Linked DNA regions of Homo sapiens: region 2 is linked to region 1. Evidence: chromatin loops called from intact Hi-C (ENCODE). Cell type or tissue: dorsolateral prefrontal cortex. All regions are shown on one strand.

Region 1 (5,000 bases):
GGGTGTATGGTGAGGGTTGTGGGGGGTGGCTGCTGGTGTAGTTCCTGGAGTTCAAAGGCCAGAGAACCTGGAGTTATGATGTCCATGGGCAGCAGAAGAAGATTTTCCTAACTCCAGTAGAGAAATGGTGAAAATTCACCTTTCCTCCACCTTTTTGTTCCATTGGTCCTTCAGCCGGTTAGATGGTGCCCACTCACATTGAGGCTGCCCTCTTCCCCCACTCAATCCACCAATTCACATGTAAATCTCCTCTGGAAATACCCTCACAGACACACCTGAGGAAGCCCAATCATTTTAATCGAAAGCAAAATCACCTAGGTTTCCCTTTGAGCAGAAGAGAGACTGGCTCAGTGCCCACTGAAGCACTGAGAATAAATAATGCTTTAACAGCTATCTGAGTAACCCTTAATCTAGTCAAGCTGACACCCAAAGTCAACCACTACACTCTTCTTTTTTAGCGGGCATGCTTAGGCAATTAATGTTTGATGTAATGATTAATACAATTGGATTTAAAACTAGTATTTTGCTATTTGCTTGCAGATGTCCCATCTTATTATTGTTCCTTTTTACCCTTTTTTCATGCCTTATTAAAAATTAATTGAGATGTGAGGAGCTAGATGTCAGCAAAATGGCAGAACAGGACTTTCCTGCACTCATCCTCCCACAGAAACATAATCTGAACAACTATCTGGGCACAAAAATAATTTCGCAAGAGCTAAGGAAACCAGTTGGCAGATTACAGCACCTGGGTATAGAACAGAAATAAGAAAAAAACACATTGAAAAGGATAGGAAGGAAAGTTTTACATTACCCACATCACCCCTTCCTGAACCCCAGGCTGCACAGCTTGGAGGTACCATCCACTTGGGGGAAGGAGAAGGAAGTGAACACCAGACTTTTTCTTGGATCCCAACACTAGGCCCATCCCAGTAATACCCAGCACTGGACCCGCCCCCATGGTCCCAGACTCTAGGCCAGTACCTGCAGACTGAGCCTCCAGGCCTGCTTTAGCACTAGTCTGGATCCCACAGCCCCAGGCTCCAGGCCTGCTCTAAAAACTCAGTGTCTAGGCCTGCCCCACTGCCAAACTGACCCCCTGGGCTGCAGGCTTCAGCTTCACCCACCTCCCCCATCCCTGGTGCCAGACCTGCCCCCACATATTTAGGCTTCAGGCTGCCTTGGTACTTGTCAGTCATGTATTAAATGTTTTACACATATTAAATATGTAATTTAGTCCTGAAAACTCTGTGAGATACTTCAAACTATTAGCCTCATTTTATAGATGAAGCACAGAGAAGTTGCAGTATCCAAGTTTTACATTCAAGTTTATACAAAAGCTAAGTAAGTACAATTAATTCAAACTAGGATTTGTCCAATGCCATTCTTCTTACTAATATGCAAAGTCTTCAACACCCGAATCCTTCAGCCATTTTATAACTCTGAGTCTAACCATCTGCATGAAAAGCTGTTCACAGAGGATTCAGGAATTTTTCTCCCCACAAACGAATTTTTTGCCTCTATCACAACTAGTCATTCCTTAATAACTGTGACAATGATGCTCTACTGTTTTTAAGACTTTTTTCTGACCACTGAACTTTTTTCTGGAGTCATTTATATCAAACTGATTAGTGGTAACTTTATATTCATAATGAGCTGCAATCTTCCTAAAAACAACTTATGAGAAGTTTACACATCTCCCTTTCTATTGCATATATTTCAAGCTAACAAATCAAGAGCAAATCTACTTAGACAAGTACCCAAATCCTTAGCAACAAAAAGTTTAGTGTGTTGGGTGGCTAAATGTGACTAATTTTTGTTAGTACTACAAGTAGCTTTCAATACATCAGTATGGCTAAATAAGGTCATGGAAAACATAAATAGGATGGAGATGTCTAGGGAAAATGAAAAACTATTCTTTTCTGAATGAGAGTGTTGAAAAAAGTTGGGATATTAGGGGTACAGTATTGAAGAAAAAAGGGTTATGTGTATGGTATAAACTGGAAGAAAGAGGGCATGATACTGAGCTCAAACTAGTTAAAATTTGTGACTTACAGTTGCGATCTGGAAATCTAAGGGCAAGGTGCTGTAGGATTATGGTCTCAGTGACTCACCTAATGGAAGGACCTCACATGCCCGGGAGCCCCTCAAAAGAGTAGGTTCCAACTGACCTGTACATCTTAAACTTCAAAAAATATGTCTGCCTAAAGGGTCTATATTTATATTATGACTTCAGCAGCAGAAACAGGTGGCTGGCCTTTTTATCCTCCTATCTGGAATCTTTTTCCAAATGTACATATCTTTATCATATTTCTGATTATTAAAAGTATATAATAAGTTTATGGAAAAATTGGAAAAGAATAAGAAATTATCAAAACAAAAGTAAGAAGCACAATCCAAATCATTACCTCCTTTCCTAATTCACCCCATTCCCTCCAATCTGGTTTCAAGGATTGGACTCCAAGGGAAATGATGGCTATTAGTGGCTGAGAGGCGATTGGATGGAGGAGACTGCCACTTTTCTTTTCTTGTAGCTTAGAAAAGGATAAGTAATCCTCCCTCTCAGCACAACCACAAAAAAAGTAACAATGGTTAATATAACTTTGGGAAAATGCAGCCCCTCCCTGGTAATCAGAGAAAGGCAAATTCTGACCACAGGGAGAAGGCGCCACTTTTGACCTCTGGAATTAGCAAAGACAAAAATGAGTGACAGGGCCTGGTGTGGTGTGGGGTGGGAGGTTGGTAAGCCGGTCCACTTCTGCAGCGCTGCTGGTGGGAGGGGAAAGTGGGGACCAGAGATGGGGGATGACATAATCCTCACGTGATCAGGAGCTGACGTGAACCGAAGTCCTTATATTCCCGGGCTTCTTTCTCCTCTGGGTACCAGCTCCTTACTGCCCTGCAGACAAGCGTGCCGTGCGTGCTTGTGGCCAAGGGAAGGAAGAGGTAAATTCCTTAAATCCCAGCAGGTTGGAGTGAAGGAACCACTGGACCCCCGGGGTCAGTAGTGGGTGAATCTAATGACTGGAATAGGTCCAGACTTGCTTTCCCAAAACCGCTGCAAAATCGTCGGAGATAATTGTATCTTTTGCAGGGGGAAGCAAGGGGGTAGGTCGAAATCTTTTGAGAGACACCTAGAGATTTAGTGACAGCTTTGAAATAATCGGCTTCTCTCACCCTGGCATGCTTTCTTTTTATCCTTCTCCTCATCTTTCTCCAATTTTGTTAAGAGAAAATTTTAGGCCTGGGGTATGTGTTGGTGTGTGGAGAAAGGCTGAAATCCCGGGATGGAGACAACAGAAATTTAGAGATCATTTGAAAATAGTTCACCTCACTCAATGCCGGCCTGTGGTGGTGGGGTGGGGCGCGGGACGGGGCGAAGGAGGGAGACGCGGGCCTTGCAAGGCCCAGGCCTGAGGGTGAGGAGTGGGGAGTGGAAACGGAAATCCTGAAGGAAAGGATACAGACAGGAAGGAGGGGCCAGGAGGTAGAAATCCGGGGGGCGATGACGGTGATGATGAGAATCCCAGGTTCAAAATAATAACGTCTGTCTTGTCTCTGGAGCTGGTTGATCCACAGATAGCTCCTTCCTCCCCGCCCCTTCCTTTTTGTTTGGAGGTCCCAGGATCTGTGTTCACAGACATCTGGGGGAAGAAAAGGAGCAGGAAACTACCCCGCACAGGTCAGTATGAGAGAGGCACTTAGACTGAGATCTCTGAGGATAGGAGTCGGGAAGGGGCAAAAGCTAGGCGAAATTTGCGGCTTCGCAGTCCATCTCCTTTTCTGCTCCGCCTCTCCTGCCTATTGGAGAGGCCATTAGCTTTGTCTGCTGGGGAAACGGTGGGTTCCTGAGGTGGGAGGGGAGAAAAGGGGGAGATGAGAGGGTGGAGGGAACTGCCGCAGACTTATGAGGTCTGGACCTGTGGGGCAGAGATGGGAAAGTATCTTGCCTCAGAGAGAAACTGACAATCGTGATTCAAAAGTAATGAAGCAATTTGTCTTTACATTTTCTCCCTAGAGTTAAGCAGGAAACAACAACAACATCATGCAAAAACCCTGCAAAGAAAACGAAGGAAAGCCAAAGTGCAGCGTGCCAAAGAGGGAGGAAAAACGCCCGTATGGAGAATTTGAACGCCAGCAAACAGAAGGGAATTTTAGACAGAGGCTGCTTCAGTCTCTCGAAGAATTTAAAGAGGACATAGACTATAGGCATTTTAAAGATGAAGAAATGACAAGGGAGGGAGATGAGATGGAAAGGTGTTTGGAAGAGATAAGGGGTCTGAGAAAGAAATTTAGGGCTCTGCATTCTAACCATAGGCATTCTCGGGACCGTCCTTATCCCATTTAATTAATTTCTCTGACAATTCAATTATTTTCTGTTATTAATGTTGCCACTGCTTTCTGTTTGTCTGCACTTTCTTGATAAATATTTGCTATCGTTTTACTCCAGTCATTCGATGTTGCTGAGATTTACATATGACTCTTGTCAACATCTCATCTTTTGACCCAATCTTATTCATTTAATAAGAGGTCTCATTCATTTGCATGGAAAAATGCTCATTGTATATTGCAAAGTGAAAATAACGAGTTGCAAAACAGTGTATACATATATGTGTGTATATATGTACACTTTATTTGTACATTTCTATGTGACATAATGCAAAGGAAAGTGTCTGATTTTATTATACACCAAAGGTTAACAGTGAATCTCTGTGTGATCTCTTTTTTTTTCTTTTTGCCTATCTGCATCTTCTCACTTGCCAAAAAATGAATATATGTTTATGTGTGTATATTACTTGTGTCACAAAAAACCCTAAAGTAGACAGTAAAAGAACTTGTCAATCGCCTTTGGAAGGCAATGAAACACTTAATAAACTCTCAATAACAGAAGCGTAAAAATGAAATGTAAACCTCCAATTACCTCTGGATCTCTTAGCCAGAGTAATAAACTGGTAATTATTACAGATACACACGTTTAAGACTCAGTCTTTTCATAGGGAAAA
Region 2 (5,000 bases), 120 kb before region 1:
TTTATTTTATTTTTCATATTTATTTATTTATTTATTTTTGAGATGGAGTCTCACTCTGTCACCCAGACTGGAGTGCAGAGGAGTGATCTCGGCTCACTGCAGCCTCTGCCTCCCAGGTTCAAGCGATTCTCCTGCCTCAGCCTCCCCAGGAGCTGGGACTAGAGGCGTGTACCACCATGCCTGGCTAATTTTTGTATTTTTTGGTAAAGACAGGGTTTCACCATATTGATCAGGCTGGTCTAGAATCCTGACCTCAAGTGATTCGCCCACCTCAGCCTCCCAGAGTGCTGGGATTACAGGCATGAGCCACCACACCCGGCCCTGAATTGCACACTTTAAAATGGTGATTTTTCTTTTTTCTTTTCTTTTTTTCTTTCCTTTTTTTTTTTTTTTTTTTTTTTTTTTTGAGATGGAGTCTCGCTCTTTTGCCCAGGCTGGAGTGCAGTGGTGCGATCTCGGCTCACTGCAACCTCTGCTTCCCAGGTTCAAGCGATTTTCCTCCCTCAGCCTACCGAGTAGCAGGCATGCACCCCCATGCTAGGCTAATTTTTTTATAAAATGGTGAATTTTTAATATGGAATTATATCTAAATAAAAGTGCTAAAACCCCAAAATGATATCAGATGTTGAATTGTAGGTAACATCTTATAATTTCTACTGGAATTTTAAGGCATAGTATCTAGAAATGATTTACATTGTAGCATAATTCAAGACTGATAACTCTCTAATCAGTACTTAAGAATTTATACTTTGAACCTTATGAAAAAATAAAGAAAAACAAGAATTTGTACGATATTTTCACTGTTTCAGGTAAGAGTGAGCCTGGAAGGAGTTGGGGAAGAACACACCAGCTTCAGCCTAAATTATTTTTCTCTATTTAATTTGCATATGTTTTTAGCAGGCATTTTAGTAGTCTCCAGTCCAGAAGACATATCATATTCCTCACCTGTGGGGAGCAAGAGTTGGGCAATTCTGAGTCAACATGGCATGCTCAGTTCCCACTGGGTAAATCCGGTAGAGACGGACACGGATATACACACACTCACACACACTCAGCAGAAAGGACTACTGTCCTAAAACTTCTGTTTGACATCAGGGCCCAAACAACATTAAGGCGGTACTCATCTAGTGTGTTAAAAAACAAAACAAAACAAAGCAAAACAAAACAAAAATAACCCTGTTTTTTCTCTGCAGTGGACACCATCTGGGCATCCTCTAACCCAATTCAATTCTGATGTTACCTACCTGGAGATAGCATTAGATCCCACAAGTTGCAGTCTCTGTCCCATAAGACTGTCCCCGCTTCAGACACCAGTGGCAAGTCTCGGCCTCTGGAACTTCTGACCAACCGGCTTCAGGTTAAGATTCCCAAAACCCCTTATTCAGGCTTCATTAATTTGCTAGAGTGGCTCACAAAACTCAGGGACACGTGTGTACTGGCTTATTATGAAGAATATTTTAAAAGATACAGGTAAGCAACCAGATGAAGAGATACATAGGGCAAGGTCTGAAAGTGTCCCGAGCACCGGAGCTCTCGTTCCTGTGGAGTTGGGGTGTACTGCCCTCCCGGCAAGCTGATGAGTTCTTGTTTACCTTCTTGCAGGCCTCCATGAGTTTACCTGTCCAGAGGCTCTCTGTGTCCCATCCCCTTGGGCCTTTTATCAAGATGTCATTAGATAGGCAGGGCTATCATGGACAACCATGTAAAAATGTGATTGAACAAAAAGGGTATAATCTAACACTATTAGACTGAGTAGGGAAACCCAGCAAGGCCTGACTATTCAGATTCTTCTTGGCCTCTCTGTGCAGCATTTCTTCATCCTGGGTATGGGGGAGGACCCCTTCTGAATTGGGGTCTTATTGAGGTAGAGACCCACAGGATTTATTTCCCTGGTCCTGACAGATTAAAGTGAAGAAACGCAAAAACCAGCAGATGGCGACAAAAGCGATCTCTAGCTGCTCTCATTGCTCATTAGTATAAGACGCTCCCACCCAGTGCCACAGTTTACAAAATGCCATGGCAATGGCCCAGAAGTTACTGCTCCTTTCCTAGAAAGTTCTAAATAACCTACCCTTCAATTTGCATTAACCCACTCCCTAATTTGTGTGTAATTGAAAGTGGGAATAAGTGAGTATAAATATAGTTGCCAAGAGCTCATATGTTGCTGATTCTGGGTGCACTGCCTTTGATTTAGCCCTGCTCCACAAAGAGCAGTACTGTTCAAAAACAGGTTGTTGCCCAACACCACTAGCTCACCCTTGATTTATTTTTCGGGGTGAAGCCAAGAAGCCTCCCTGGCTAAGCCCCAAATACGGGAGCTTCCCATTCCTGCATCATTATGACCTACAGTCAGACAAGGTAAATCGGAGAATTTACTTATGGCCACCTCCAAGACAGAAAGGCAGGGGAAAACTAGAGTATATTTTTAGTTTATGTGGTCTGCCTTGGAGAGAAAAAAGGAGTAGGTGAAAGGAGAGCAAGAGAAGGTCAGGGAGAGAAATTCTGTCTTTTGAGGCCTGCTTCTGAAGCCTGAAAGAGCCCCAACATACACGGAAAGACAGTCTTTTTTTTTTTTTTGAGACAGTTTTGCTGTGTCGCCCAGGCTAGAATGCAGTGGTGCGATCTCGCCTCACTGCAAGCTCTGCCTTTCGGGTTCACGTCATTCTCCTGCCTCAGCCTCCCAAGTAGCTGGGACTACAGGCGCCTGCCACTACACCCAGCTAATTTTTTGTACTTTTAGTAGAGATGGGTTTTCACCGTGTTAGCCAGGATGGTCTCGATCTCCTGACCTCATGATCCACCCGCCTCAGCCTCCCAAAGTGCTGGGATTACAGGTGTGAGCCACTGCGCCCGGCCAAGAAAGACAGTCTTTTATGTTTATGGTTCTGAAGCTGTTCCGAAACAAAAGGCCAAATACTTTAATCAAAGATATGCTGATTGTTCTAGCCACTTAGGAAATAACAAAGGCTATGGGAATTATGAGCCAAAAACCACAGATGAATATGTGTATCTCACAGTACCTGTAAGTATAAAATAAAGAAAGAGGTTTTATGCACACCTTTTTTTTTTTTTTTTTTCAGAGAGACCTGCCTCGGCCTCCCAAAGTGCTGGGATTATAGGCGTGAGCCACCACACCTAACCTTTATCCACTTTGTTAGGGACAGAGTGGGTCTCTGGCTCAACAAAAAGCCCAGATAAATCAATGGGGCTTTGGCATATTAGGTCAGCAGAAGGGAAAAGGCCAGTAGAAGGGACAGCAGTATGCAGTAAACATGGAAGTACCTAGGGGAGAAGGAAGGAGACACAAAAGTTGGAGGCACCTGTAAGCCAACTGGACTTGTTTCTGAATACAGTTTAGATAACCTGTAGACACATCTATGCCTGACGGTATTCAGAAATAAAATCAGTAAAACTTTCAACACGACAGCAGAGCATTAAACCAGGAGTAGAACTCTTCTGACATCAGGGCCCTGTGCCACAGCACAAGTCATATACCTATGAAACCTTCCCTGGCTGTGTGTGTTGGCTGATAACAACTTACATCTTTTTTCGGGAGGAGTGAGGGGACAAGGTCTCACTCTGTTGTCCAGGCTGGAGTGCAGTGGTGCTGTCATAGCTCACTGTAGCCTTGACCTCCCGGGCTCAAGCAATTCTCCCTCCTTAGCTTCTCAAGTAGGCGGGACCAAAGTTGCGTGCCACCACACCCAGCTAAATTTGTGTGTGTGTATGCGTGTGTGTGTGTGTGTGTGTGTGTGTGTGTGTATGGAGATGGGGTTCTCCCTATGTTGCCCAGGCTGGTCTCAAACTCCTGGGCTCAAGCAATCCTCCTACCTCAGCCCCCCAAATTGCTGGGATTACAGGCCTGAGCCATACAACTCACATTTTACCTCTTCTCCAGGGAATTGTTCTCTGCCAAATGGGAGCCACCTTGCTCCAGAGACTATGCTCTGCTCCACCTACAGACTTTGATCTGTGACTGACGCTGAGCTACAAAAAGCCAGTGACTTACTGTCAACGTGGGATGACTTGTGTGTGCTTCAGAGTTTTCAGGTGCGATTAACTAAACTTAATCTCTAGTTAAACCCCATTCTTCATCACTGCCCTGCTCCCCAGCCCTGTCCTGCTGCCTTTACTTCCTTTAACCTGAGAGAGCATTACAAGAAACTACATTCATAAGGATCTCTGTTCCAAGTTCTGCTTCTAGGGAGCCCGACCTAAAATAGGAAGGGTCTCTTTATAGAAATATTTCAGCTAAAATCCCAAAAAGAGGAAAACAGAAAGAGTCTTTGCTTTCCCTTGGACAAACTTGAATTGAAATTGAACCCAAATTCCAGGATGCTTTTCTAGAATTAGTTACCATCTTATAGGAACCACAGAGTAAAGAGATAATGTGTTAATGACACCACTGAGATCCAGACTGTAGGAAAATACAGAACAAATGACTATTTCATCAATAATTAAAGAAAAAATTAAAAAATGAAAACCCACAGATTAAAAGAAATTTAGGAAATTTGGCAACCAATCAAAATGCGCATATCTTATTTGTATCTTGATTCAAACAAACTGTTAAAAAAAACTATAATACAATTGGGTATTTGAACACAGATTAGACATAAAATGATATTAAGGAATTGTGAATTATTAAATGTGACAACAGTATTGTGGTTATATGCTAAAAAGAAGAAAACCCTTATCTTGTAGATACATACTTTGAAATATTTATGCCTAAAGTGATATTATGTCTAGAATTTGCTTCAGAAATAATTTTAAGGTTGGGAAGCGGGTAAGATAAAGACGAAATAAGATTGGCCATGAGTTGTTAACTGTGGAATCTGAGTGAGGACTAGTACATGGGGTTTGCATTATACTATTCCATTTTTCCAAATGTTCGAAATTTTCCATTAAAGTTAAGATAAAGTTAAACTATAAAGACTGTTTCTTAAACAAAAAAGGGGCCGGGCGCTCACGCCTGTAATCCCAGCACTTTGGGAGGCCGAGGC

The links. Peaks named below come from ENCODE experiments on the same cell type or tissue, not always from the same donor. Only the 100,000 strongest peaks of a DNase experiment are listed, where the experiment ranks them.
Region 2: it touches region 1 in a loop (2.4-fold over the local background); 16 of 110 quality-filtered maps call a loop at or near these places.

Annotation. Positions count from the first base shown.
Region 1 is chrX:103,327,362-103,332,361 of GRCh38, forward strand. TCEAL7 (transcription elongation factor A like 7) reads left to right here and starts at 2,878. Exons shown (of 3, transcript NM_152278.5): 1 at 2,878-2,943; 2 at 3,562-3,679; 3 at 4,016-4,965. The coding sequence starts at 4,043. The coding sequence ends at 4,345. RefSeq lists an enhancer at 3,394-3,893. In dorsolateral prefrontal cortex, no CTCF peak of the experiment used is centred here; a DNase peak (open chromatin) is centred at 2,830; H3K4me3 peaks cover 2,352 bases; H3K27ac peaks cover 2,325 bases; H3K27me3 peaks cover 4,874 bases.
Region 2 is chrX:103,209,269-103,214,268 of GRCh38, forward strand. No RefSeq gene overlaps it. Among named protein-coding and RNA genes, the nearest start is that of BEX4, 3.3 kb to the right of the region's middle. RefSeq lists a cis regulatory region at 1,811-2,094. In dorsolateral prefrontal cortex, CTCF peaks have their summits at 1,939 (motif pointing right) and 2,139; a DNase peak (open chromatin) is centred at 1,953; H3K27me3 peaks cover 4,079 bases.